Regions from separate parts of the Homo sapiens genome. Here region 2 is linked to region 1. Evidence: read pairs that join two places in POLR2A ChIA-PET (ENCODE). Cell type or tissue: PC-9. All regions are shown on one strand. Links, peaks and the distances in the headings refer to the core of each region. The heading gives the core; the rest is flanking DNA.

Region 1 (15,312 bases), core at 5,651-9,650:
CTGGGATTACAGGCATGAGCCACCACTCCCAGCCAATAGTGAATTTTCTAAGAGCATGTATCCCTATCAGTAACAGGGATACATGAAGATACTTATAAAATACAGAAAAACTGCCCAGCAAATCAGGGCCCTAAACAGTTGGTAGATTCCATAAATTCAACTGGCTACCATGTATAGCCCTCACTGTAAGGTAGGTGGTTAGGTTTCTAGAGAGCATTAGTCTTAGAATTATGAAGAGCCATATTAACCCAAATGATTTCTAAATTTAGATATATATTTTCCCTGCTACATAAAAACTCTGGGTAATAACTAGAAATAGACCCACAATTTAGAGACAATGTATACTAGATTTATCTCCTTTGTTTTTAGTTGAAGGCAAAAAAAAAAAAAAAAAAAAAAAACTATTCCAGTTGTCATCACAAATAAATGCCAAATGCCTCATATTCAGCGGTTCATTACAGTGTATAAAAAAAAACTGATCATTTCCCTAGTCAGTGCTGTTATCAATATAAAAGATTAATTTACAAAAACGTAAATATTCATAACCCAATCCAGCTGTATTTTCTGCTTTTGCACCACAGGTCAAAAGATATTTTAAAAACTAAAACCTGAAAGCCTCAAAATAAGCTAGATTCACCTTCACCTTACCTTTTCAAAAGGAGAAGGGCCAAACCACACAAGAACTGTTTACCTGCAGGAAGTTCAAACACATGACCAGCATCTGCTAAGTCACTTCCCAGTCTTCACAAAATACAAGCTGTGATTGATTTGTAGGTCAAATCTATAAAAATATTTTGCACACTTAAGTCAGAAGAGCTGAGAACTAAATTAGCACTCTGTTTCTTTGCTGTCAACACGATTCTGACGCTGCAGTTTAAAGGAGGCAGCCTTTTCACTTCTGGTGACCGGATGGTCCGTGAGATCCTCAAATGACTTGGCAGCTGTGCTGCTATTTGGGAAGGGGTCCTTCTCAAACCCATCCTCGTCCATATGTGAGTCTGTGCTGGGGTCTTCCTGGATGGTGTCCATTCTCTGGTGGTCCAGTTTTGGAGCTGCTGGCGCCGAAGGGATCACAGGGGCAGGCTGCAGGCGGCCTGGAGTCTGGGGCGCAGGAAAGGGTTTGATAATGCGAACCGATGCAGAATCCATGCTGCTCAGCATTTCGACGTTCTGCAAAGACATGGGTTCAATTGATTGATAGGAATAAAAGATGAATCGGAGGTCCTCACAGCTCCACCCTTACCCATCAAACAGCCTCTTATTCTGTTGGCACTGTGATGCTAAGAAAAAAGTGCTAGGTGAGGCTCACTCAACCTAAGTGACTAAAAAATACTAGGTTGGTGCAAAAGTAATTAATGCCATTACTTTTAATGGCAAAAACAGTAATTACTAGCTTTCAAGCATCCTGAAAACTTACTTACCATTTGAAGACCCAAAAGAGGATTCAAACCTCTCAAGGTAAGATCCCAAGAGAGAAATTGAACTCAAAATATTAACTAAGTGTTGAATGGCTAAATCACTCCTTATGGCTTGGGAAGGGGACAGCACAGCTCTTTAAATGTCCATCCATGCAACTAATCGAAGTTCACCATCACTGTTGTCAGAAGGGTAAACATTCCAACCTAGACCCTTCCTGCTGCAACATGACCTTCCATCAGCCAGTGAAAGCTCTTGCTGGGTCAGGTGAAGGTCTTTGCCTAACAGGGCCTCAGACCAGGCGAAGATTATGTTTCTTTCATATGGTATACTTACACTGGGGTGAAACAGAGACAGAGATTCATACTGTTTATCCAATTTCTTATCCTAGAAAGAAACAGCAAGAAGGTCATTCCCTACAAATACAATTCAGTTAGTGAGTACTATTTCATCACAGGCTATTCCTAACACTAACTGAAGAACTTAGAACCTGAGTTGTAGAAAGTGATAGCAGGCTCAACAGATGACAATCCATTTCTCACCCAAGCTTTAGTTATGCCACCAGTCTAGAAGTGTTTCCTTTGCACTCAAAGGAAATACATTTTGGCGTTAAGTACAGAAAGAGGCAAGGTTTAAGTGCTATGTTTTCTGAGAAATTTATCCCTCTGTGGGCAGGGGAATAATAAAGGCATCTTCCTGTGCATGAAATGACAAATGTCCCAGATGCTGGGTACACCAGGACCGCACTGACTGGAAGGGCAACTGGTAGGAAGACCCAGGTGGCTGGGCCTGCAGCATTCTTCGCACTGCCCCGGCCCATGGCCTCACTCTCTTAGCTGTCTCCACAGTTTCTGTGGACCATGCTCTGCTGGAGGAACTGGGCCTCAATCCCTACATCCTACTTCTGCAGAAGGCTAACCACATGGCCATCTGCTGCCCCATCCCTGCCTGTGGCTGAAGCATAATAGGTGACAGAGGGCAAGGACCAAGAATCCAGGACTAGGCTTCCTGTCTGGGTGCCATCAATGCATTCTATGACCAAAAACAAGCCATGGCCCTCCCTCCTATCGGAGGCTTTGCTCTGAAATCAAGGGTCGTGCCTTGTCCACATGTGCAACTTCCCTGTAAACAAAATAGGTTCCATCCTCCAATAGAAGCAATCGTGATGGATGGCACTGTCATCCAGAGACATCTGTCAAAGCTTCAAGCACGTCACCTTCAGCTTTCTTCAGCACAAGTGCTCCCTAGAGATCTTCCTATACCCATCATGCTCACCACCCTGAGGAAGAGCTGCTCTGTGAGATGGCCCCTAGGCAGGAGAAGCCAGCAGGAAAGGAAAGGAAGGAGGCAGTAGGAAAAACTCCTTTGTCATCAGAGTTGTGCTGGAATTTTTAAATGCTCATAGGAAGGCCACTATGAAAGAGTTTGGGAAAACAAGTCTGGAAGCCTGGGTGTGACTTTCTCATCTCTACAGCAGACAAATCCCCATTCCCCACAGATGCAAGTGAATGGATTCGTAAGAACATTTATGAAAAAGGGCCTCAAATTTATAAAGGACCAGGAGTTCCTTAGTCAAAGCCCAATTCAACTTGTAGCTGTTACTGATTCTGAATGAGAACAGAAAAGACTGCTTACTCTTATTTTTTGGGGAAGATGTAAATACTCTATATGACAGCTGGGCCCCAGTCCCTACATCCTATTTGTGCAGAAGGCTGAAGACATAGCCATCTGCTGCCAATAATCTACATGATATATGGGGAACATCTGAAATGCCGATGTTTGATATTTGCTCTATTGCAACGAAGTCAGCCTGAAAATGCTCTTCAATAAGGGCTTTACTCATCAAAGGACCTGGACAAATCCAGTTAAACAGTCTCCTATGCTTAAAAGTATAAAATTCCTAAGAAATTTATATATTAAAACACCAACACACAAAAATAGTATTTTTTTTAAAAGACCATTAGTTAAGCTTTCTACAAGACATGTTCCCCTAGGAATAACAACAAAAAAAGCTATTGGAAATATCAGGCCAAACTTTGCTAAGAACAAGTTTTACCTTTTCCAGAGATTACATGGTTGGAGTTGATCAAAATTTAAATAAAACATTTAATTACTTAAAAGTTGATGACTTACCACACAATGGACAAGAATGCTGAAAGGAATCCAAAATATCAAGGAGAAAACCAGGACAGACCCAACGATGTTGTCTGCTAAAAACTTTCCTGTGAACAATTCCAAACAGTTAATGTCTTGACCAAGTACTTCACAAATCTAAAGTGAAATGCTCTTAGGATATTACCATTGTGTCAAATGCCAGAGCTGCTGGCTAGACATACTACCGAGAGCAGAATGTCTGTGCTGCCTGTATTACACCACACCATCTCTCCATACCAAGTGCTTTTAAAGAAATAGCCCTCATATACTGGCTGACAGGAAGAGATTGCAGAATATTCAACATGTTACCTGGAGTAGCTGTGTCAACAGATTAATATGGAATGCTACTACTAGTAAATGCTTAAGAAGACAAAGTTTTTGTTACCTGGATATTATTTTTGTGATTAAATTATGGACTCGTGACAACATGATATACCCTGCTTCTGCAAAATATGAGGCTCACTTTTACATCAAGCAGGATTCAGTATATAGCATTCAGTCAAATAAACACTCTTACATCAATCAGGATTCAGTCTATAGCATTAAACTATGCTTATGCTAATCACATGGATATTTTTGGGTAAAGAAGGAAGCCAGTATTTTGACTTTATTTCCCTTGTCAGAAAATCTGTGCATCCAAGCTCCACGGGGACAGACTATCTATGAGTTCATTTTATTCTAGCCAACAAAGTTGTTTCATAACTAAAGCTGTGAATAGTTCCACCTTCTACTGCAGAATTAAAGCACATCACTCTGAAAGCACACTTTTCTAATGTCATCACAGAAATTGACTCAGCTCTCAGTAAGTAATCTGGGGAAATCACCTACCAAAAGTATTGATGCTCAGCTGGTCAATGAAATCCCAAAATCGTTCAATTACATCCTGTACTCGTTTCTCACATTTGCCCTATGAAGAAAAAACATACATACAGCATCATTCCCAAACACAATGTATTCAGAAGCAATGTAGCTTTATAAAAATAACTGACATGTAAAGGGCTTCATTAAAATCAAACGTTTTCCCATCTTTGACACAAGGCAATAACTTCCGCGTAATGAGTACCCAAGAAAGTAGAACATCTGTCATTAACACTTTCATAATTACTCCATTTTTACAAGTGATTTAGAATTACCAGGAGACAAAAATCAAGGAAACCAGTTTGCTAAAGATGAGGCATTCCAGTAAGGACTCTACACATACACAGTGGACAGTGAACAACACAGCCAGACTCCCTGTGAAGCCTCGTAAATCTTAAAACCCTCTCCCATCATTCTGCATGAGAAAAATTATGCTTCTCTAGAGAACAAAAGGGTCTGGCTTAAGTAAGTCAAGCAGCCTTCTAGGTCTTTCCTACTCATTCAGCACCTGTTTCAAAATCACACCCTGAATAATTTTGCAATCTTAGTCAGTTCTGTAAGTAATCTAGGAAAACATAATTAGGACCCACTGCCTGAAACCAACCAACTTTACCATAAAGTCCCCACCCCAGTCCTTCTCAGTCTCTGGGCTCAAAGCCTCCCACCACAGAAGGAAACTACAGGCAGGGACCTGAAAGCACTCCGTCTTCTCCTCCTAAGTAATACCCGTAGATAACAATGGGCCAGAAGGATGTAGCCCCACTTGTGTTTTGATTTGTTTTCATCTGCAAAATCAAGTACTTACAAAATAAAAACTTCCTATCTGGCTGTTACAGAAAAAGCTGTACATAAATACTCACATTCATGTCACAAAATCCTACTGTACAGGGCTTTCCTTTCCTCAAAAATAAGTTCTTTTGTTCAGCATCGACATAGGGCACACAGCGGCCAGAAAGGTCCCTGCAGCACACCTTGCAGGAGTTGTCAGTTTCTGGAACAGAGAACACGCATTGACAGCTGGATTGTTCTGAGACCTGCCTCTCCTCCTGCCTCCTCTTTCCTCCCTGACCATGCTCCCAAAGAGGTAAGAAATCACATTTATTTTTTATTTAAATAGCTAATACTATCCATAGCCCCCACCAAGGAGTAGTTTCTGAGGTCACACTCCTCAGCCTTCAGTGACAGAGGCCACAAGGTTTAAAAAAAAATGCAGAGAAAAATCCATTCTAGATTCAAGACCTCTCTTCAAAGTCTAACTATTCTCTCCCCTTCAAGCCCCTCACAATGCTCTTCTAAATGCTTCCCTTTGTCCCAACTTTCTTGTCACCCTGCTGACTTCAATCCTTGGTTTTTCAGTCTAAAGTGTGCCCCTCAGGGCCCACACTGGCTCCCTGAAAGCGAGAGCAGCTGGGACACAACTGTCCACCCTTGGGTGGGGAGCTCAGTGACCCCAGGAGCATGAGCCCTGCAGCCAAAGCTCCACAACTCCTCCCAAGAACAGCTCTGACAGGTCACAGGATAAAACACCGGGCATCTGTGAGCCATGTGGGCATACATAAGAATGGCAGAAATGCCAGAAAATTAAACCATACTTAGGAGAAAAAGAAATCAACTAGAACACAAAAACAAGCAAAAAGAAAACCTTTTCAGAAAAGGCCGGGAGCAGTGGCTCTCGCTTGTAATCCCAGCACTTTGGGAGGCCAAGGCGGACAGATCACTTGAGGCCAGGAGTTCGAGAACAGCCTGGCCAACATGGCAAGACCCCATCTCTACTAAAAATAAAAAAAATTAGCCAGATGTGGTGGTGCTTGCCTGTAGTCCCAGCTACTCAGGAGGCTGAGGCACGAGAATCACTTGAACCCGGGAGGCGGAGGCTGCGGTGACCTGAGATCGCGCCACTGCACTCCAGCCTGGGCGAGAGTGAGACTCCATCTCAAAAAAAAAAAAAGAAAACCTTTTCATCATTCACTAATTTATAAAATATTTCTTGGACTTTTACTGTGTCGGGCTCTGTCCTTCCAGAGCACCCCAAGCCTCTTGGCATTCAACACAACAGATTTATTTGGCATCTGCTACGTGTTACCTTTTTTTTTTTTTTTTTTAAGAGGTGAGGTTTCACAATGTTGCCCAGGCTGGTCTCAAACAACTCCTGAGCTCAAGTGATCCACCCACCTTGGCCTCCCAAAGTGCTGGGATTATAGATGTGAGACACTGCCCTCAACCTATCTTCTTTACCTACACATTATTGAACTTGGAAGAGTTCCTCACTCCACTGTATGGATGGTGAGCTTCCAACCCAGTGATTTTATTTAACTACCGGGTTCTTTGTCTTTTATTTATTTTATTTTTTACTTATTTATTTATTTATTTGAAATGGAGTCTCGCTCTGTTGCCCAGGCTAGAGTGTAGCGGCGCAATCTCAGCTCACAGCAACCTCCGCCCCCTGGGTTCAAGCAATTCTCCTGCCTCAGCCTCCCTAGCAGCTGGGATTACAGGTGTACGCTACCACACCCGGCTAATTTTTTTTATTTTTAGTAGAGACAGCGTTTTGCCATGTTGACCAAGCTGCTCTCAAACTCCTGACCTCAAGTGATCTGCCCACCTCGGCCTCCCAAAGTGATGGGATTACAGGTGTGAGTCACCACACCTGGCTCTCTGTCTATTTTGAAAGCAAGAGAACTCCCTCATCGACTCCCATGGTTTAAGTGGGGTGGGAAGCAGAGTCCAGCCAGTCCCTGACCAGTCCATGAGGATGCCCTCAAACCCAGGGGTTCCAAAATAGCACAGAAACCTAAGGAAAACTGACAGGCCAGCAGGAGAGAGGCTCCTGCCCCAGGCTGCTCTAAGAGATCAGAGGGGAGCAGACCCAGCCTTCTTGATAACTGCAAAAATCCTCATCTAGTGGGGTTAGGTCCTGGAATCAGCTCTCTCTGGTGGAGTTGTTGCAGGAGTATCCTAGTTCCATGCCAATGTAATGTAGATAGCTACTGCTGCTTTTGTGGTTTGTATGATATGGAGCAGAGGAAGGCTAGGACACACCTCTACCTACCCACCCACTCACCCCCAACAAAATTCCCTCCTCTCCCACCTCAAAGCCTGCCATATGGCCTGAAACTGCAGCAAGAAGAAACACCAACAGGATAGGTCTCCCAGGTATGGTGGATCTGCATGCAGAGATGCCTGTCTCCAGACACCACCCTGCCCTTCCCCATCCCCTCATCCTCGGCTTGGATCTCACCACTGCTGTCATTCGCACAACCTCCAAATGGAGGAAGGGAGCCTGGCAGACAAAGGCCATGTTTTCTCCTGCTGCTGGACTGGGAATAAAACTGCTCACCATTACATGCACAGGACTCCAGCTGCTGTTCCCTCTCGCAGAAAGGGATGCATTTCCCATCCTTACACTTGCCAAGATCCAAGCAAACAGTGTCATCTTCAGCATTTCCTGGAGGCGGGCACTCACTGCTATTACCTGGAAGCAAACACCAGTCATAACAAAAAGAATGAGTCACAGGTCCACCAGTTCTACAGGTGCATAATACGCTGTTTCTCATACAAGTGAGCATCTTACCTTGCAAAAGCAAAAAGTGACCTACAGAGCTAGGACAAGAGCCTGCATCTCACCAGCAATCAGCATTTAAATGGGAGTGCCTGGCTATGTGCCAGGCTAGGCTGCATGAGTCCCTGGCCTCCCAAGCCCCAGTTAGAATGCATGGTCTCCACTTCTGCATCTCACAGTCATATATAAAAGAATATCCTATGTGCTATTACTTAGAATAAATTGCAAACTTTGTATGAAGGCTTAAAAGAACTCCACGGCCTTCCCTATCTGGCCCTGACTTCATCGCACACAACTCTCCCACAGCCCACTGCTTTGGCTATGACAACCTCCATTCAGTTCCTTCAATATTAACAGATACTATTCCTTCTACCTGGAATGCTGGTGTTTCCACTCTTTTGGGGCAATTAGCTGGCTTTTCTTATGGATTAAGTTTTGTCTCAAAGGTTTTCTGAGATATCCCTGAGGATGCTAAGTTGATGTGGCCTCCCACTTCCATTATGCACTATCACACTCCTTCTCTCCTTCATTGCATATGTTTTGCAATTTATATATATATATTTAATGTTATTTTCTGTTTTCCCTCTACTAGACTGGAAAGCCCCATGACAGCAATGATCAAATCTATTAAGTTATCTCCAATCCCTATCATATTATAGGTATACTACAAATATTTCTTAAATAAATCAATTATTCTTTTTATTTTTCTTTTGAGACAGGGTCTCAGTCTGTCACCCAGGCTGGAAGGCAGGGGTGTGATCATAGCTTACTGCAGCCTCAAACTCCTAGGTTCCGGCAATCCTCCTGCCTCAGCCTCACAAGTACCTAGGATTTCAGGCGTACGCCACCATACCTGGCTAATTTTCTTTCTTTTTTTTTGAGAGACGAGATCTCCCTGTGTTGACCATGCTGGTGTAAAACTGCTGGGCTCAAGGGATCCTCCCACCTTGGCCTTCCAAGTGCTGGAATGATAGGCATGAGCCACTGTGCCCAGGCCAATAATGCCAAAGAAAACCCACCAAAGAAAGTTAAACTGGGAGAGACAGGATGGAATGAGTGAATCATTCTGGAAAATGAATAGCACAAGTAGCTAAAAGTCAACACAAATAGAGGAGGAGAAAAAAAACACTTTATGAAAGCAATGGACTATATATCCACAGCTCTGGACTGGCCTTTCAGCTGAAGAATGAAGCCAATCAAAAGAATTCTGACTTAGAGGGTTTCAGAGCAGTAACACAAAATGTACAGAAAATCTGGCCAGTTTCAAACAAAAGTGATGGTTTATTAAGTACCCAACAGATAACCAGGCACTTTGCCTCTGGTTCTCATAAAACCTTTCATGAGCACTGGGCATTCATCATGTCAACAGTCATTTAACAAACTATTACTGAAAGTATGATGTCCAGTGAGCTCAGGGAAGGTTTATATTGTGGATCATTATTGTATTTTTGGTATATGATACTGCCCTGATACATTAAAAAATGCTCAATAAATATCTGTTGAGCATCTGTTCTTAAAAGACTAAAGTCAGAGTATTAGACAGGTAGGAAAATAATTCTGAAAATGGTATCATCTATCTAGCATGGTCCCCAAAGTTTAGCATGCATGGAAATCACCTGACAGAAGGTTACACAGCACAGACTGCTGGCCTCCCTTCCCACATTTTTTGATGCAGTAGATCCAGGGAGGGGACTGACAATTTCCATTTCTAATAAGCTCCCAGGTGATGCTGCTGCTGCTGGTTGTGAAATGCTAATTGCTTTTTTTCTTTCTTCTTCTTTTTTTTTTTTTTTTTTGAGGTTGTTGTTCTCTAGCTTTTCCTGCTAGAAAATACTGATTCCTTATCAGGAACTTATCCTCTGCTATCTACTATTTTGTATAAAATATCAAGGGAACAAAAGGCTGTTTGATAAGAACAAACGTTTTCAAATTGTTTTACTTACGTTTATTTAAAAGAAAGCATTTTTCTCAATCTATTTTATTATTACAGTGAAGATGAAACATTGAGCATAGCTAGCAAATGCTTCTTTAAAGCTTGATTTAGATATTCAGGTTCCTAACATTTGTTTTTTTGGTTTTTTTTTGAGATGGAGTCTTGCTCTGTTGCCCAGGCTGGAGTGCAGTGGCGTGATCTCGGCTCACTGCAAGCTCCGCCTCCCGGGTTCACGCCATTCTCCTGCCTCAGCCTCCCAAGTAGCTGGGACTACAGGCGCCCGCCACCACGCCCAGCTAATTTTTTGTATCTTTTAGTAGACACAGGGTTTCACCGTGTTAGCCAGGATGGTCTCGATCTCCTGATCTCGTGATCTGCCCACCTCGGCCTCCCAAAGTGCTAGGATTACAGGTGTGAGCCACTGTGCCGGGCCATCAGGTTCCTAACATTTGGCAAAGTAATGTGATAGTGACAGATCCCAAAAGATAAAAACATGGGCAACATGTCATACTATGCACACGGAAAACCAAAATCAAGCCAAAATAGGACACAACTTCATTCACTAGGTCCCTGAAGACCTCCAGCTTTCTGTTTGCATCCTTATCACAAAACCTAGGATAGTTACAATAAAAAAGATAACAAGTGTTGGTGAGGATATGGAGAAGCTGGGACCCTCATACAATGCTGCTGAGACTGTAAAATGGTGTAGCCATTTTGGAAAACAGTCTGACAGCTCCTCAAAAGATTAAGCATAGTTACCACATGACCCAGAAATTCTATTCCTGAATAATATCCAAAGGAACTGTCCACACAAAAACTCATAGATAAATGTTCACAGCAGCATTATTTGTTATAGCAAAAAAGTGGAAGCAACCCAAATGTCTATCAACCAATGAATGAATAAACAAAATGTGGCATATCCATGCAATGGAATTTACCCAGCAATAAAAGTACATGAAGTACTGATACATGCTACAACATACATGAACCTTAAAAATGCTATGTTCAGTGAAAGAAGCCAGTCATACAATATGTGGTCACGAAACCATATTGTATAATTCCATTTATATGAAATGTTCAAAACAGACAACTCCATAAAGAATAGGGTGGTTAGTGGTTGCTCTGAGTTGTGGGGAATGGGGGGATTGGAGGATCATAGCTAAAGGATACAGGGTTTCTTTCTGGAGTAATGTAAATGTTCTAAAATTAATTGTGATGACTGCATAAATCTGAATATACTAAAAATCATTAAACTGTACACTTTAAATGGGCAAACTACATGAGTGTGAATTATGTATCAATAAAGCTATTACAAAATCAAACCAACCAACCAAGAGAGACAAATTTTGAAAAATATAAGAATGGGACAGATAGATATATCAGAGGAACAAAAAAACTAGAATAGCAAACTGAATATTGCTTTTTGACAATTTAAGTCAAAAAACATCGCAAGGGTAAAAAAGGAACATTATATACTGGTAAGGAACAGCAGATAAAGATGTAGAGATATGTCCGTTTATATACCTAGTAATAACATAGCTTTGAAATTTTTAAAGCAACAATTGACCGAACAAAAGATACTGGACACCTGGAAAGGTTAGCTCCAGAAAGATTCAAGTCCTGAATGTAAAAGGACAACTTATGAAGCTAATAGAAGCAGCTGTGGAAAATATCTTTTTAACCATCCGCCATGGCTTTTCTGAACCATGTGTTTAAAAAATACACACACACAACAAAATGATGGATTTGATTACGTTAAAGATTTCTGTTCTGAGAATGGCAACAGATAGGAGACGTATGCCCAAATGGATGATTACATAAGAACTCCTCCAAATTCACAGTAGTGAAATAACATGAAACCCAATTTTTAAAAAATGAACCAAATATATGAACTGGCTATTCACAGGAGAAATCTGAATAGCTGAAAAATATAAAGAGATGCTCAAGAAAAATGTAAGTAAGTGCATTAGGACAAGGGCTGTTAAAAAAAAAAGTAAGAACAAGAGATTACTTTATACTCATCATGCTAATAGGACAGCAGGGTAATTCCAAGCGTTGGCCAGAACGTCAGGATAAGGAGTCCTCAGACACAGGCAACCTAGCAGTGGTGCTCTAGAGACCAGCACATCCTGCCTCTGTGACTACACAATGACACTCCTCAGTACCCAGAGAAACACACAGGTTCCTGAAGGGACGTAGGAGGATGTGATCTGTGTCCTATCTGGAATATCAAGGGGATGAAGGCAATGGAAGTAGCTACCACTTGGTGACTTGTAAGTAAAACACAGCCAATCATATAACTAAACAATATGTAGGTGTCCCCAACAGTGAAATACATATAGATACATATAGAAAAACTGGTTACCCTTCTAACTTGTATCCTGCTTCCTCCACACTATTCCAGTGCATAGATTCATGATAACATTCATTATCCCAAGATTGTCATTTTGATTGTTTCCAAAATTTTGCTATTAGGATGTAGCCATTAAAAACCTTGTTATATTATCTGTAGCACAATATGGGTAATTCTTTAAAACATGATACTGAATTTTTTAAAAGTAAATTTAAGGTAGAATATCATTTTGGCACATTAAAAACACATACATGCACAAAATAACACTATATGATCTTTCAAGGATATACACATATCCAGGCAAATATTAACCACAGTAGAGTGGATGTCTGTGAGGAGAAAGAGGAGAGTGATGGAAATGAAAGAGAAATAGAAACAGGTCTTAAACCCACCAAAGCCAAGTGTCACAAACTAAGGAGTGCCAGAAACTCAACCCGGCATATGAGATTAAAAATAAGGTGTCTCTCATCTGAACAAAACATAATCTTGTTTTTCAAAGACACACACACACTTGACCCACAGCATTCCAAGGAAGCAACAAGAACACGAACCTGTGCAGTAGGACACGCCTTTGCAAGTAGCATTAATCGCCTCCTGGCACTTCTTCTGGGCAGTCTCAAACTGACAGTTTTTACAGCAAGGACTGTTCCTGTCACTGGAGAAGAACAGCAGACAGGAACAGAGCAATTCAAATTATGGCCCCATATCAAATCAAACGCTACAGTTACGTTACAGTGACCTGAAGATCACCGGGGAAGACCTCCTGGCTCCGTCACCCACTCCTACATCATCAGACATCTCCGCTGCTAGAGCTACCTGCACACACTTTGTCCCTTCCTAATGTGCGTGAGGTCACATAAATGCCACACTATAGGAGAAAAGAATGGGAACACAGCAATCACCTGTGAAACATCTTGGTGCCCTTGGTTTTCATTCATTTAACGCATTAATTTAAAAAAGACAAGATGGGCTGGGCGAGGTGGCTCACACCTATAATCCCAACCCAACACTTTGGGAGGCCGAGGTGGGTGGATCACCTGAGGTCAGGAGAGTTCGAGATGAGCCTGGCCAACATGGTGAAACCCCATCTCTACTAAAAATACAAAAATTAGCTGGGCGTGGTGGTGCGCTCCTGTAATCCCAGCTACTTAGAAGGCTGAGGCAGGAGAATCGCCTGGACCCCGGAGACAGAGGTTGCAGTGAGCCGAGATCGCACCACTGCACTCCAGCCTAGGCAACAAGAGAGAAATTCTGTCTCAAAAAAAAAAAAAAAAAAAAAAAAGATGAGGCAGGTGGACCACGAGGTTAGGGGTTTGAGACCAGCCTGGCCAACATGGTGAAACTCCGTCTCTACTAAAGATACAAAAAATTAGCCGGGCATGGTGCTACATGCCTGTAATCCCAGCTACTCGGGAGGCTAAGGCAGGAGAATAGCTTGAACCTGGAAGGCAGAGGTTGCGGTGAGCCAAGATCGCGCCACTGCACTCCAGCCTGGTCAACAGGGCGAGACTCTCTCAAAAAAAAAAAAAAAGACAAGGAAAAAAAAAAAAGACAAGGTGGGGCCACAAGGCAATCCATAGCTAAGACACTCGGCAGCCAGAACTCTACTCCCCATCAGTATTTACAGCGTTAATATGCACTGTATCCAGTTAAATCTCAATTATTCACCAGAAAACTGAAGTTTAACCCTTTTACTTCTAAGCCAGGCACTGGTCTATCAGTGTATATAAAAAATGAAAACCTGGGTAACTTTCTAACTTGTAACCTACTTCCTCCACACTATTCCAGTATATAGAATCATGATAACATTCATATCCCAAGACTGTCATTTTGATTGTTTCCAAAATTTTGCTATTAGGATGTAGCCATAAAAAAACCTTGTTAAATCTTATACCCTTGTTAAATCTTATCTCTGTTGCCCAAAAGATTCTTTGGGCAGCCAGGAGCAGTGGCTCACGCCTGTAATCCCAACACTTTGGGAGGCTGAGGCAGGCAGATCACGAAGTCAGGAGTTCGAGACCAGCCTGGCCAACATGGTGAAACCCCATCTCTACTAAAAACACAAAAATTAGCTGGGCGTGGTGGTGCACACTGTAATCCCAGCTACTGGGGAGGCTGAGGCAGGGGAATGGCTTGAACCCAGGAGGCGGAGGTTGCAGTGAGCCAAGATCACGCCACTGCACTCCAGCCTGGGCGACAGAGCAAGACTCCGTCTCAAAAAAAAAAAAAAAGAAATAAAAGATTATTTGGGCCAGGCATGGTGCCTCATACCTAGAATCTCCACACTTTAGGAGGCTTAGAAGGGTGGATCACTTGAGCCCAGGACTTTACAACAAGCTTGGGCAACATGGCAAAACCCCATCTCTATAAAAAATACAAAAAAAATTAGCCAGGTGGCACACACCTGTAGTCCTGTCTATCCGGGAGGCTGAGGTGGAAGGACTGATTGAGCCTGGGAGGTTGAGGCTGCAGTGAGCCATGATCATGCCACTGCACTCCATCTTGGGCAACAGACTGAGACCCTGTCTCAAAAAGAAAATAAAGGCCAGGCACGGTGGCTCCCCTCTGTAATCCCAGCACTTTGGGAGGCCAAGGTGGGCAGATCATGAAGTCAGGAGATCGAGACCATCCTGGCCAACATGCTAAAACTCCGTCTCTACTAAAATACAAAAAATCAGCCAGGCGTGATGGTGCGTACCTGTAGTCCCAGTTATTGGGGAGGCTGAGGCAGGGGAATCGCTTGAACCTGGGAGGCGGAGATTGCAGTGCGCTGAGATCGCGCCACTGCACTCCAGCCTGGCAACAGAGCGAGACGCCGTCTCAAAATAAATAAATAAATTAAATTAAATAAAAAAGATTATTTTGCCAGGCACGGTGCCTCACACCTGTAATCCCAGCACTTTGGGAGGCCAAGGTGGATGGATCACAAGGTCAGGAGTTGGAGACCATCCTGGCCACCGTAGTGAAACCTCGTCTCTACTAATACAAAAAATTAGCCGGGCATGGTGGTGCGTGCCTGTAGTCCCACTACTCAGGAGG
Region 2 (15,312 bases), core at 6,264-10,263, 850 kb after region 1:
AAGCAAATTGACAAATTATTGGGAGGCAACATAAGAGAATGGGGTGTGAACTTTGGATCAGTGCGGCCTGGATATCAGCTGTGTGGTGTTCAAATAGATTGCATAACCTCGTTGAGTCTCAGTCTTCCCATCTGTGAAGTAGGGATCATTCCTACTTCGTAGGGTTGGCATGAGACTCCGTGAGATGAAGTTGGTGGGTCACTTGGCTGGGGCAGGTGTCACGGAGCGGGACCTGTGATTGTTCAGCCACCTACTCTGTGCCCAGTGCTGTGTTGGTGACCAGGTATGTATGAAGTCAGTAAGCCACAGTCCTGAGTTATGGTGCAGACCCCACATGCACCCAGAGTCAGCTTGGCAAGACCCCTTGACACCACGTGCGTGGAGGGTGCAGGTCGGAGAGCTCACCTCCATGGATTCCGTAGAGCTTTGAGGCGTATCCACAAAGTGTCCAGGAGAGGTGGCGTCGCCTCCACTTGATAGAGGAAAAAGCAGAGATGGAGGCAGCCAGAAGCATGGTGCAGTGGTGGGGTTTGGTCATTAATTTGATAATCACATGGAATACAAGCTAATGTTTATTGAGTACTTACTGCCTGCCTGCTACTGTAACTAAGTGCTTTACTCCTGTTATCTCATTTAATTCTCAAAGCAGCCCTGTGGCACTGAGGTGGCTGGAGATGGAGGGATGTGTGGCTGCCATGTGTTTGCCAGGAAGCAGCAGGATGGGAGTGAGGGCACAGACAGACACACATGCCAGGACTTGTTTGCACGAAGCTGAGGAATGGGTGCCCATCATTCATTATACTCATCTCTCTGTTTTATGTATATTTGAAAAAAAAATTTTTTTTGAGATAGGGTCTCGCTGTGTCACCCAGACTGGAGGGCAGTGGCATGATCTCGGCTCACTGCAACCTCCACCTCCCGGGTTCAAGTGATTCTCCTGCCTCAGCCTCTGGAGTAGCTGGGATTACAGGTGGGCGCCACCATGCCCACCTAATTTTTTTTTTTTTTTGAGACCTGTCACCCAGGCTGGAGTGCAGTGGTGCGATCTCGGCTCACTGCAACCTCCGCCTCCCGGGTTTAAGCAATTCTCTGCCTCAGCCTCCCCAGTAGCTGGGATTACAGGCACATGCCACCATGCCCGGCTAATTTTTGTATTTTTAGTAGAGACGGGATTTCATGCCTGATTAATTTTTTTGTATTTTTAGTAGAGACAGAGTTTCACTATGTTGGCCAGGCTGGTCTTCAACTCCTGACCTCAAGTCATCTGCCTGCCTTGGCCTCCCAAAGTGTTGGGATTACAGGCGTGAGCCACCGCGCCCAGCCATATTTGAACTCTTTTACAGTAAAAAGTTTAAAAAACAACAATCCTATGAGGTAGGTCCTCTTATTTGTGCTTTACAGATGGGGAAATTGAGGCTCAGAGCATGTAAGATTACACAGCAAGATTCGGAGATAGCTCGCCATGTTCATGCCCGGCAGGACGTAGCAACAGGGCTGGCGAAACGGAGGCCCCAGGCTTGTGGGCCTCCTGGGGTTCCTGTGCGTTGAGGCCTGAGCCCCTGCGTGCGCCCAGCGGAGCCAGCACTCTCCCTGTGGTCCTACTGGGCATCACAGGTGTGTATGTGAGGGGTATGGGGAGGGGATTCTTGGTTAGTCTGGGCTTCATGACATTGGGATGAGTTCTTTCACTTGGTTTTGTTGATCTGGTAAAATCTGTGGTCCTGTGATATCACCTTGCTTCTCATAGTATGAGCCTTCAACATTTGGCCTCAGTGGTGGGGTGTGCCTGCACCGCCTTCCCCCATCCCTGCCTCGGCTCCTCCCCACAACAAAGCGGAAGGAAGACATAGACCCAAGGGTGCACTTCAGCCCCTCAACCAGCTGTGTGGCTTTGGAGAAGCGGCTTAACATCTCTGATCCCAGTTACCTTTCTTGAACGGGAAAGATATCAATGCTTCCTTCACTGATTACTGGAGCTTCTTGGTGTGCAGTGTCTAGGCTGCTTTCTAACCATGTAAGGTGTAGCCACAGTATTGTAGGACCTGTTGCTAAGAACTGTGCCACTATCTTGATAAACATGTTTTCCAGGGACTGGTGGTGGAATGTTCTAGTTATTAATGTGCCTTTAACGTTGGATGACTCAGAATATCCCTCAGATAGTAGGAATAGGTAGCTTTGAGAGGTCATCTGTAGGAGGGCGCAGGAACATCCCAGGAGGGGGTGTCATACCTGTTGGCACCATGGGGATGCAGGCTCAGAGGGGACTGAACTTTCCAGGGCCACGCAGTCTGTAAGCGGCAGAGCTGGGACGCAACCCCAAGCTTGCTGCTCTCAAAGCTTTGCTTTCAAACTCTCACTTCAGACATCAGGGCTTCCTTTCAGACTGAGTCTTATCCCTAAGCACTGTTGGAGAAGAAAGTCTCCAGGCTGCAGGGCCCCGCAGTTCCCCCATATCCCTGCCCTTCCAGCCAGCCCACGCCTGGGGCCTGTCCTCCCCTGTTCCTGAATCCCTGTCCTGTTACTGCCCTCCGGGTAAGACAGCACTCTTATAATCATGCTTCATGCCGAGTTCATGAAATTAACTCTCAAACTCCTCTTCTCTGGGTTAAATTATTTCACTTTTTTCCCTTCCTCATAGAATATCATTATAAATTCTAGATACTATATTGGATATGTAATAAAATCAGAATAAATTACATGTGATGGCCACTGAACTAACCTCCCTTCATGTGTCTGGAGGCAGGTTTTCTGTGGAGTTATGCTTTAAATTGGCTGTCCTTCGCGATTTTTCTTAAAGCCTAGGTTGACTACTCAAGGGTCTAGATTTATGATAGAAACTGTGGGCTGGGGTGCAGTGCTGGGGTGCTGGGGTGCCTGTAATCCTAGCACTTTGGGAGGCTGAGGTGGGCGGATCATTTGAGCCCAGGAGTACAAAACCATCCTGGGCAACACGGTGAAACCCCATCTCTACAAAAAAATACAAAAATTAGCCAGACACGGTGGTGCATGCCTGTACTCGGGAGACTGAAGCGGGAGGATCACCTGAGCCCAGGAAGTCGAGGCTGCAGTGAGTCATGATTGCGCCACTGCACTCCAGCCTGGGCAACAGAGCAAGACCTTATCTTAAAAGCAACAACAACAACAACAAATTGTGGCACAAATGTATGCATGGAGGTACTGAGGGCCTTCTTTATAGTAGGCTCAGGAATGACCAATGGGTGGGGGCTTTGGGGGAAGAGACGGGGGTCTTTAAGCAGAAACTCTCCCCTCAACACAAGAAAGCTGCTGAAGGACTTCAGAAACCTAAACACGAGCCGTGGGCCTTTCTAAAGTGGGGAGGGATTCCCTCCTGCCTAGGTTATGTTGCAAGGCTGCCCGAGAGAGGGTGGAAGGGGGCAGGAGAGTGGGCATTGGCTGGGTCCAACGCTTCCCAAGAGATGTGACTGTCTTAAAAGCAATACCTTCCTGATTACCACGGGAAAAATTCAAATGTTTTGAAAAGATCTACAAGTTTGGGGTTGAAGAAGTCCTTTATTTCAAAGTTTCTCTGGGCTGGGCGTGCTGGCTCACACGTGTAATCCCAGCACTTTAGGAGGCTAAAGTGGGAGGATCACTTGAGGATTGCTTTGAGGCCAGCCTGGGCAACATAGTGAGACTCTGTCTCTAGATAAAGTTTTTTTTTTTTTTTTAAATTAGCCAGATGTGGTGGTGGTGTGCTCCTGTAGTCCCAGCTACTTGGGAGGCTAAGTTGGAAGGATGACTTGAGCCCAGGAGGTTGAGGCTACAGTGAGCTCTGATTGTGCCGCTGTGCTCCAGCCTGGTGACAGAGTGGACCTTGTCTGTAAAAATAATAATAATAATAATAAAGCTTTGCTCCCCGTTTCATTTAGATGGAGCGTTTGTGGGATTTAAGACAGATTTTTCCTTGCTGAGTGGTTATCATTAACCTGTTGAATAAGCAACAGGCCGAGGTGGGGACCCTGCCTCGCCCGCCTCCAGGGGCACACTGCATTCTTTGTGGAAGTGTCCCTGGAATGCCACAGCCCTGCTTCTGTGCGAGGCCAGTCAGTCTGGGTCCTGGGATATAGCCACATGTGCAGTCCGTGCCTCCAGCGCGCAGCCTGAAAGGGAGGCGTGCAGAAACAACGTAGCTCCAAGGAGGACTGATCAGCCCAGCCTGGGGGAGGGTGGGAGGGGACTCCCAGGGAGCGGGGCTTGTGCTGGACTTTGCAGGATGCCAGACTTTTGGCAGGGGAGGAAATTGAGGTGAAAGCATTCCAGGCCTAGGGAACAGCATGTGCAGAGGTGCTGGCTGGAGGAACCCCGTGTGTTTGCACTGTGCTCTGAGCTCCCTCTCATGACTCTCATTCTTTCTCGTTGAGTTTTGTTTTGTCACCCAGCCGGACTCCTGGGCAAAGAGAGGCACAATCTGTTCCCGGTTGGGCCAGCTGCCCTCCAGTAGCTACGCAGGATGCTCTGGCCGGCCTCTGAGGATTCTCTTCTTCTGTCCATCTCATGGCTGAAGACCAAGGCTATGGCCTGTGGGTGGCAGTTGGTACCTCTCCCCGCTGCCTTCCCCCGGCCCCTTTTTGGACAGGATGTTGCTCCCTGGGGCCTGGCTTTGGAGATGGCCAGTGCTGGTTTGAAGCTTCTGTCTTCTGTGTGGGATATCAGTGCCCTGCCAGCTGTTGCAAGTTTTAAACTCAATGTGCCTCTGGATGTGTGTGTAGAGTAGGGGTCCTTCCCCAGCTCCAGGCCCTGTGTGTTTCCAAGTGGGCCCGCAGCTCTGATGTGCAGTGGGTATGCACTGGCAAGCCGTGCACTGTCACAATATTAAAATAACTTCCATGGTAGTTGGTAAATAGCCCCATCACCCCTCTCCTGGGACCCTGGACCTCTAGCACACCATGGAGGCCTGCCCCGTCCCCATAAAACACACCACATTCAAATTACTTATCTCCTCTTCCCCTGCCACTCTGCTGAGAAGGCTGATCTCAATCCTCGGAGTAATGACTCTCTTCTAGGAGCAAGATGATGCTAATTCTCACTAGCATGTGAAGGACTGATAGCACCATATCTCCCTCCAGGACTCCCGGGTGGGAGGTGGGTGTTTGCATAGGCAGGCAGGTGAGCCAGCCTAGTTTGTCCACAGACTTCCATGCAAGTGATTCCTGCTGTTCCCTGGGTCTTCCTTTCTTTTGCTTCTGAACTTGGAGGTTTCTTGAAGTCTGGAGGATTTTTAGGGTGGGCATGGCTTTAGGTGGGACCTCCACTATATGGGTTTGCAAGCTGCCACTGCTTTGACTGCAGACACTGGATTGACCGTGGCCAATGCCAAGTCCAAGAGATCAGGCTGAAACCAGGCTAAATTTTAAGAGCAGAAACAAAACTCATCCTTGCGAAGGGACTTTTAGATCAGTGGCAGATGGCATAGAAAGTCTTTCTGCTGTTCTCTTGTGCTGGGCGTGGCTCAGGGCTGAGGGGAGAGAGGAGAGATGAGGGCAGAAAGAGAAGAGGGGGCAGGCCTCAGGGATGAACACATGGCCCATGGCTGTGCGCTTCCCAAGCAAGCAGTTCTGGAGTGAGGCTTGGGCCTCCATGCCTCCTGGGAGGCTGCACCTCTTGGGATATAGAGAACGCTGGCTTCAGACCCGGCAGGAGTACCGGCGGCTGTGTGGTGCATCCTGCACAGAGCTGTTGCTTTCTAACTGGGTTACTGAGCTGTCGAAGGAGCAGGGATGAAGACTCCCTTATTAAAAACTAAACAAAACACAACACGAAAAAGCCAGAACAAAACAAGCAGACGGTTGAGGACTGCAGTGAACTCATTAACCCTACAGCTTTGATCTCGAAGTCTCGGCCGCTCCTGGCTCAGAGGACCCTGGGGACGTGGTCTTTGATGCTTGCTTTCCCCATAGGCATCACTTCGACCAGCGTCTGTGTGGGGTGTGCAGCAGCCCTGAGCCAAGGATTAATTACGTAACAAGCCCAGATCCCATCCCTGCCTGAGCAGGCCATGTGCCAGCAAGGGGGGCCCCGAAGTGCCGCTAGGTGCCTCACGATTAGCATAAGGCCCGTTTATCCAGGAAGCCAGAACCAGTGCACATCTGTTAAGCGCATGCACCAAGCGGCGATTCCATAGTTGTATAGTGATTGTCTTTATGGAACTCCAGAATAGCTTCTTAGATATCACTCTTCAGGCCCTGAAATGGAGCCCTGTGCAAAGAAATGAAGAAAAGCTATCGGGGCATCTGCAGCCACTATTATACCATCTGGCAGCTCAGAAATATTTTATAATCAAATGAGTAAGACGGGCGTCCCACACTCCACAGTACTCTGCTCCCCCTTCCCTTCCTCCCAGGACTTGCTCTGTCTCTGTCTCTTTCTCTGTGTCTGTCTGTCTGTCTCTATGTGTCTGTTTCTCTCTCCCTCTTTCTGTGTGTGTCTCTCTCTGTGCCTGACTTTCTGTCTCTTTCTGCTTCTCTCTCTGTGTCTGTCTCTGTCTCTCTCTTTCTGTGTGTGTCTCTCTCTGTGCCTTTCAGTCTCTTTCTGCCTCTCTCTATGTGTCCGTTTCTCTTTCTCTCTGTGTGTCTCTCTCTCTGTGCCTTTCAGTCTCTTTCTGCCTCTCTCTATGTGTCCATCTCTCTCTCTTTTTCTGTGTGTCTCTCTCTCTGTGCCTTTCAGTCTCTTTCTGCCTCTCTCTATGTGTCTGTTTCTCTCTCTCTCTCTTTCTGTCTCTCTCTGTGCCTGTCTTGCAGTCTCTTTCTGCCTCTCTCTGTGTGTCTGTCTCTGTCTCTGTATGTGTCTGTCTCTGTTTCTGTCTGTCTTGCTCTCTCTGTTTCAATCTCTCTATCTCTGTGCCTGCCTGTCTGTCTGTCTCTTTCTTTCTGTCTCTCTGTGTGTGTCTCTCTCTCCGTCTTTGGGACAGACTAGAGGAACCTTTTTCCCAGGAGTGATAATACTGTACTCTGCGTTTTTGCCACTTGCTAGCTGGGTGACCTTGGGCGGCTTTCAAGTTCCCTTATCCTGGGTTTCTTCATTTGTAAAATGGAAGCACTACTTCACAGTGCTGTTGTGTGGGTCAAGATGAGATGAATGTGACCTACTGTGGTACTATTTATTATTTGTCCTAGAAAAACTTTTTTTTTTTTTTGAGACAGGGTCTTGCTGTCACCCAGGCTGGAGTGGTGGCACAATCTTGGCCTACTGCAACCTTGACTTCCCAGGCCCAAGCGATTCTCCCACCTCAGCCTCCCAAGAAGCTGGGACTACAGGTGTGAGCCACCACACCCAGCTAATTTTTGTATTTTTTGTAGAGACAGGGTCTTGCTATGCTGCCTGGGCTGGTCTCGAACTCTTGGGCTTAAGCGATCCTCTCACTTCAGCCTCCCAAAGTGCTAGGATTATAGGCATAAGCCACTGCACCCATCCAGAAAAACTTTTAAAAATTTTGTGTTTTAACTTTTTCTGAATATAAAAGTGATACATGCATGTTCACTGTAAAATAGAAAATATAAAGAAACTAGAAAACTATTTATGACGCCCCTCCCCCACCACAAAAGGGGCAAGGACTGCGAACTTTTGCCGTATTTTGGAAGATTTCCTAAGTCACACAAGCACACAGATGGTCTGTTGATCCAAACCAGGAAGAACAATTGTGGGAATAAGTGGAAGTGTGAGTGTGTGGGTGTGTCTGAGTGTGTGCCCTGGGGGTGTGTGTGTCTGTGTATGTGTGAGAGAGCCAGGCTGTGTGTGTGTGTGTATGCATGCAAACACTTATGTGCAATGCCTTGGGGTCCTCAGACCCCCCTTGGTCCATCAGGGGCTGGTGGCCTCCCAGTAGGACACTAGCACAGCTGCACTCATGTCCTTCTTTGAGGGGGGGTGACGGGGAGAAAGTTGGGGAGCAGCAGTGACTGCTGATGTTGTGGGGGCCATGGGGAGCCTCCTGGTATTCTGTCTCGAGGCTCTGGGGATATGGTGGGAGAAGCCCTCATGCCAGAATTGGGAGGGGATGGAATGGGACTGACCCCATCACAGCCCACGTGCCTCATTCAGGGCTTGGCTGTGGAGTCTTGGGGGAGGTGCTCCCTCATCCTCAAATGTTAACTTTGTCTGCCTGGCCCCAGTCCCCTCTGTGGCTTTTTTCCTCTTTCAATTGGGAGGCAGTTCTGTCTTAAAGAGATGTTTAACCCTCTAGGTCTCCGTGCAGGCATTTTTGTTGTGAGCCAGTCAGGCTATAAATGGTCCATTAAAAGCACTGTCCAGTTGACATAACCGGTCTACCAGGCTGAGACCCACAGACCCGGGACTGGCATTTATTTATGGATATGATGTGCAAGGAGAGTGTTTTCCAGTAGCAGGCGTTGGCATCATCAAACAGAATGAAGTGTACTGTGTTTTCACCATGATAGTACAAAAACGAGACTGTGAGAGCTTCTCACTTCTCTCCCCTTCCTCCCCTTCCTTCTCCATGTCTTTGTGCTCCTCCACTGCTCCCTCCCCAGCACAGACAGGCCCTGGCTCCCTCCCCCCACCCTCTTCCTTCTCTCTCCTTCTAACTGGGGTCAGGACCACCCTGGAGGATGTTAGATTTTAAACATTTGTTCCTCTTGTCATCCCCACCACCCCACCCACCCACCCAGATTAGTTTCTAAGGGATTTATATTTGTTTGCAGAGTGGTGCGAACTGTTTTCATCCTCAGAGGAGCAGAGTGCTCATAGATGAGTTTGACATTACTGGGATTCACTTTCAGAAGTCTCTAGAGAGCCCCGCACCGCCCCCGCCCCCCGCAGGTGCTGGAGTTCAGCCTGACACACAGGCCGGCCTCAGTGAGAGGGAGTGTCTGCCTCCCTGGCATCCGTGACCCATACGGTGGGCGCCTGTTCTTTAGAACAACTTGCTCCTTCCGTCGTTGGCTTGGTCACCCAGCCCCCGGCCCACCCTTTTCTGAGCCTGTCATCCACACCAGGCAGAGCCCTGTCTCAGAGTCTCATGGGGAGCAGGGCCTTCAGGGAAGGCCCATGTGCTGGGACTGACTTGGCTCACAGGAATTTCCTGATGGTATAAAATGTGCCCCCCAGCGCCTGATAATGGTCACTTCGCCTAAGTTCCAGCCCCAGATGTGGACCACGGTGGGGCAAAGGTGGGCGTGGGGAGGAGGAAAGAGGTTTAAAATGGCCACACCCACTACTTCTCCTTTGGAAGTGCCTCCTGCCACCCTGGGGTCCCAGGAGCTGATCTGTGGGTGTCTGTCCTCAGCACCCACCCTGCTTTTCCTTCAGGCCCCGCTCTGGCTGTCTGGGCCTTTCTGGTGCTGTTCCTCACAGGTTTAAACACTCCAGCAGCAGCCTTTCCCATGGCACTGTGTCTGCGGGGCGGGGTTGGGCATTTTCTGAGGCTTCCTGTGTTTCACGGGGATCCAGTATGAAGCCTGGCACGGAGTATGGGCCAAATCGGTTTAATGTTTAGCTCCCCAAACCCTTCACTTCTGTGTCCTCATTAATTCAGACAAGGTTGGGTTTAGCAAACTGTGTCTCAAACATAAGAAAATGCAGCGTGGGAATGGGGGAGGGGAGGAGTGCTGTAGAAGGACCATTTCAGAAGCCCTGGTTTACAGGAGAAAGATTGGTATCTTCATAAGTCACTCTTAAGCTTGCATTTGTTCATGCTTTAACACAGTGATTAGATACCTACTGTAAGCCTAGCATGGTGGGGATATAAAAGCAAGATCAAGTTCAAGGGGGCAGGGATTTAGGGTCAGTGAGACGGACCTCTTAATCACTTATTTTGTACACATCAGAGCAGTGACATTGTGTTTCTTTAAAAATACTAGGGGCCAGCCCGGGCACAGTGGCTCATGCCTGTAATCCCAGCACTTTGGGAGGCCAAGGTGGGCAGTTCACCTAAGATCAGGAGTTCAAGACCAGCCTGCCAACATGGTGAAACCTCATCTCTACTAAAAATACAAAAATTAGCTGGGCATGGTGGTACACACCTGTAATCCCAGCTACTCGGGAGGCTGAGGCAGGAGAATCACTTGAACTCAAGAGGCGGAGGTTGCAGTGAGCCGAGATCGCTCCACTGCACTCCAGCCTGCACGACAGAGCAAGACTCCATCTCAAAAAACAAAAAACAACAACAGAAAAAACTCTGGGCCAGCTGTGGTGGTTCACACCTGTAATCCCAGTGCTTTGGGAGACCAAGGTGGGGGGATCGCTTGAGCCCAGGAGTATTTGCCCAGCCTGGGTAGCATAGCAAGATCCTGTCTCTACAAAAAAAAAAAAATATATATATATATAAATTAGCCAGGCAGGGTGATGTGCATCTACAGTCCCAGCTACTTGGGAGGCTGAGGTGGGAAGATCACTTGAGCCCAGGAGTCTGAGGCTGCAATGGGCTCTGATCCCACCACTGCACTCCAGCCTGAGCGACAGAGTGAGACTCTGTCTCAAGAAACAAAACAAAACTCTGGATTCTGGCCTTCTCCTGGGAAATCCAGATTTGTCTGGTATGATGTTCGTTGAACCCATTTAGTCCAGCAGCCTGGCTTTCCAAAAGTATGTCTGCCTCTCACGGTGCCCAGTAGCTTTAACCAAAGAGCTCAGGAAAGGGCCTGTCTGAATTCAATCACATTCAGCATCTATTTCAGCGTTTTACTAGCTTTCAATTAAAGTAGCCACGCATTTGAGCCTGATGGTCTTATTGTTTTATGTTGTTCCTTTTGCACATTTCCTGCTTGTTTATCTTTGTGGCACAGGGGCATGTTCTTGGCTGCAGTTAACAATGCTGGCCACGGCAGTGCAGCGTTTCCAAATTTCTTCCCTTTATTAACAGGCGGTAATGGAATCTGAATCTTCAAAAATAAATTTTACATACTTGTTCTCTACCATAAAAGTCATCCATACTTATTAGAACGTCTCAAACATACTAAGAGGTAAGAAGGAGACAAAAAATAATATTTTGTCACCCCTGCCCAGGTAGCCACTCTTCTATTTGAGTGCTTGTAAGAAGCCTGCTTTTCCAGTATTATCTGACCTGGCAGGGAGTTGGGTAATTGAAAAAGATTATTAAAGAGGGGATCATAAAAATGATATAGACGCCGGGCACGGTGGCTCACACCTGTAATCGCAGCACTTTGGGAGGCTGAGGCGGGTGGATCATGAGGTCAGGAGAGACCATCCTGGCTAACACGGTGAAACCCTGTCTCTACTAAATATACAAAAAATTAGCTGGGCGTGGTGGCGGGCACCTGTAGTCCCAGCTACTCAGGAGGCTGAGGCAGGAGAATGGCGTGAACCTGGGAGGCGGAGCTTGCAGTGATCCGAGATCATGCCACTGCACTCCAGCCTGGGTGACAGAGCAAGACTCTGTCTCAAAAAAAAAAAAAAAAAAAAAAAAAAAAAAAAAAAAAGATATAGACATATTGAGCATTTCGTTTTGACATAAAACGTTTCATTTTCATATAAAAATGCATTTATTCCCCATCTCTTGATACAGGGCCAAGACCTCTCTTGGATTATGGGTCCACTGGCTTCTGTCCTGATATGTCTTTTTTGCACTATCCACACTGTTAATGCATTTTCTGAGATTCTCAGTTTCTGTTTCTGTCAAGTAATGTAGGAACTAGCACCAAATCCTTGCCGATTTCATATACCACTGATATTATACAGTTATTTTGTTCATGCCTAATTGAACAGCCATCTTCCCCCAAACATTCAACTCTGTTTCATAAAACCAACTCCTTTTAATTCCTCTTCTGAGGGTTTGCATAAAATTTAATTAACTTTGGTAATTACATAAGTACTACTGGTATAAGCAGGTTTGGAAACAAACGTAACTGAGTCTTGGTGGGCTCAGAGTGCACCTGCCCGAAGGTTCCCACATGCTCTATGCACCCAGAAGGGGACAGAGCATGCCCCATAGTCCAGGGGCAATTAGGGGAAGCAGCTAATGAAGTCTGCTTTCTTCTGGCCTTTTAAAAATCTATGTCCTTTTTTTTTTTTTTTTTTGAGGCAGGGTCTTGCTCTGTTGCCCAGGCTGGAGTGCAGTGGCATGATCATGGCTTACTGCTTCTTGGGCTCAAGCAATCCCCCCACCTCAGCCTCCTGAGTAGGTGGGACTATTAGGTGCATGCCACCATGCCTGGCTAATTTTTGTATTTTTTGTAGAGACAGGATCTCACCATATTGCCTTGGCTGGTCTCGAACTCCTGGGCTCAAGCGATCCATCTGCCTCAGCCTCCCAAGTGCTAGTAAGCCACCACACCCAGCCAAAATTTAAAACACCTGTGCCTCAAAGAATACCGTCAAGAAAGTGAAGAGACAGCTCACAGAATAGGAGAAAATATTTGCGAATTGTATAGATTCTAGACTTGCATCTAGAATATATAAAGAACTCTTACAACTCAATAATACAAGACAACCCAGTTAAAAAATGGGCAAGGGACTTGAATAGACGTTTCTCCAAAGATATACAAGTGGCCAAGAAGCACATGACAAGATGCTCAACATCATTAGTCACGAGGGAAATGCACATGAAAACAACAGCGATATATCCAGTAAGACTGCTAGAATCAAAAAGTCCTATAAACTCCAGCGGAGATGAGGAAATGGAGAAGGTGGAACCCTCATACGCTGTTGGTAGGATGAAAATGGTGCAGCCTCTTCAGAAAACAGCCTGGCAGTTCCTCAAAAGCTTAAATCTAGAGTTACCATATGACCTAGCAGTTGTACTCCTAGGCATATAAGAATGAAAGAGAAATGAAAACTTACACATAAATGTTTACAGCAGCATTATTCACAGCAGCCAGAAAGTGAAAATGACCAAAATGTCCATCAACTGATGAATGGATAAACAAAATGTAGTCTATCCATACAATGGAATATCACTGAGCAGTAAAAGGAATGAAGTTGAGATTCATGCTACAACATGGACCAACCTTGAAAAGATATGCTAAGTGAATGAAGCCAGTCACAAAAGACCACATATAATACGATTCCATCTATGTGAAATGTCCAGAATAGGCAAATCTGTAGAGACAGAAAGCAGATTAGTTGTTGCCTGGGGCTGGGACTGGGAGGCTGAGGGGAAATGGGGAGTGGCAGTGAATGGGTACATGGTTTCTTTTGGGGAAGATAAAAATGTTCTGGTCAGGTGCCATGGCTCATGCCAATAATCATTGCACTTTGGGAGGCTGAGTCAGGAGGACTGCTTGAGCTCAGGAGTTCCAGATCAGCCTGGGCAACATGGCGAGACCTCTGTCTCTACTAAAAAGAAAAAAATTAGCCAGGTGTGGTGGTGTGTGCCTGTGGTCCCAGCTACTTGGGAGGCTGAGGTGGGAAGATTGTTTGAGCCCAGGAGGTTGAGGTTGCAGTGAGCCATGATCGTGCCACTGCACTCCAGCCTGGGTGACAGAGCAACACCCTGTCTCAAATATAAAACAAACAAACAAATAAAGGGCAAAATTCTCCCTGTCTGAAAAAGGGGGCAGTGATTCTTTACAAAATTGATCATGGTGATAAGCGATGGTTGCACAGTTGTGTCACCATTGAGTTCCTTCCTTCCTTCCTTCTTTCTTTCTTTCTTTTTTTTTTTTTGACGGAGTCTCACTCTTGCCCAGGCTGGAGTGCAGTGGCGCGATCTCAGCTCACTGCAACCTCCACCTCCTGGGTTCAAGAGATTCTCATGCCTCAACCTCCCAAGTAGCTGGGATTACAGGTGCGTACCACCACACCTGGCTAATTTTTGTATTTTTAGTAGAGAAGGAGTTTTGCCTTATTGGCCAGGCTGGTCGCAAACTCCTGACCTCAAGTGATCCATCTGCCTCAGTCTCCCAAAGTGCTGGGATTACACAGCCAACCATTGAATTTAAATATGTGAATTGTATGGTGTGTGAACCGCAAGTGTTCTGCCTATCCATATACCTCCCACTCACCTTCCCTCTCCCCATCTCACTGTTCTGGTGAGGGAGGTTCTTGCTTTCCTTTCGCCTGTTTGGGACCTCACTTCCTTTTTCCCTTCCCCATCCCTTTGTAGCCCCTTCTCAAGAGAGAGAAGACACCTTGATTCCCACCTACGCTCTGCTAAAACTTTTCCGTTCTAGTCTTAAATCTCTCTCTCTTAAGAACTGATTTCCCAGTAGGGTTTATGTTTGGAGCTAAATTAGTCCTCCTGGAAGCAGTTGACTTCATCCTCCAGCAGCTGTGCCATCAGCAGAGGCCATGCATGCTGGGGCAAGATCCAGGCCTATCTCTTCCTCTGCAGTCCCCTGGGGACGTCTGGGATCTGGTTCCTTGGTTGGGCCACGCTTAGCTCTCCTTCGCATGGGTGTCTCAATGCCAGGGTGTCAGGAGAGCTACAGTAGCCAGCTCAGGCCCCCCCAGGGAGAGCTGGGGAGGGAGCTGAGGGCCTGGTGCCCCCCATCAGGAGGGACCTTTGGAGTCTTTCTTGGCTCTGCCCAGGCCTTCTGAGCACACAGAGATCACTCCAGCCCTCTGCCCTCTCTGTAGCCAAATGAAAAGACTCTTCTAGTCTTTCTGGCCAACTAGTAAGCTCTTTGAAGGTGGGTACCATTCTTGACATTAGAAAAAACTCAGAGCCGTTTGGATACTGAATATTTTTGACATGCTCTGGTCACTGAACGAGAAGACTCTTCATGAAAATGATGCTTTGTCAGCTCTGTAGAGAAAGGCGATTGGAATTTTGGTTGACCAGGTTAGGGTAAGGGAAGAATGAATCCCCAGTGTCCTAAGCTGGCAGGCAGTCGTGCCGATGCAGTTCTCATTTCTGCTGTCAATTTGCCAGGAGACTCAGAAAAAGGCCGCTATGCCTTTCTGCACCTCAGTTTCCTCATCTGTCAAATGGGCAGTGTTTTGGGCGTGCTGGGCACAGGTTTGTCTGAGAACCAGCTGAGGCCTGTGTTGCGCATGGGACCTACTATTATTCTTTATAATATTAATACCAAGGACATTTAACACCTGCAACAACAAGAACAAGCACAGTCTCAGAAGGAAAGCCCGTCCTCTAAAAGAGTGTCTGTAGAGCAGAGAAGCCCCCAGTGCCATCCTTCTCTTTCTGCCAAGCTCCTGTGCCAGTGCTGTCGTGGGGGGCCCTGCCTGCAGGTGTGGGGATACTGGTTCAGGGCCAGTGGCCCCTGGCAACTGGTTTGTCTTTTAGAGAAGGCAGGACTGAAATGATCAGCTTTCCATGTAGGGCCAGACTCTGGGCAGGTTTCTTTTTAAATTTTTTAAATTTTTTTGAGACAGGATCTTGCTCTCTCACCCAGGCTGGAGTGCAGTGACATGATCAGG

What was found. Peaks named below come from ENCODE experiments on the same cell type or tissue, not always from the same donor. Only the 100,000 strongest peaks of a DNase experiment are listed, where the experiment ranks them.
Region 2: POLR2A ChIA-PET joins it to region 1 with 11 read pairs; 1 of 35 experiments calls an interaction of 5 or more read pairs at or near these places.

Annotation. Positions count from the first base shown.
Region 1 is chr2:9,489,349-9,504,660 of GRCh38, forward strand. ADAM17 (ADAM metallopeptidase domain 17) reads right to left here. Exons shown (of 19, transcript NM_003183.6): 13 at 12,825-12,928; 14 at 7,766-7,900; 15 at 5,289-5,419; 16 at 4,399-4,477; 17 at 3,550-3,638; 18 at 1,753-1,803; 19 at 1-1,170. The coding sequence ends at 829. It overlaps IAH1 (isoamyl acetate hydrolyzing esterase 1 (putative)), which reads left to right. Exons shown (of 6, transcript NM_001039613.3): 6 at 1-394. Among named protein-coding and RNA genes, the nearest start is that of IAH1, 22 kb to the left of the region's middle. In PC-9, for the core only: no CTCF peak of the experiment used is centred there; a DNase peak (open chromatin) is centred at 7,933; H3K27ac peaks cover 436 bases.
Region 2 is chr2:10,338,326-10,353,637 of GRCh38, forward strand. The region is part of intron 1 of HPCAL1 (hippocalcin like 1); the gene reads left to right. Among named protein-coding and RNA genes, the nearest start is that of HPCAL1, 43 kb to the left of the region's middle. RefSeq lists an enhancer at 5,820-6,320. In PC-9, for the core only: no CTCF peak of the experiment used is centred there; no DNase peak of the experiment used is centred there; H3K27ac peaks cover 723 bases.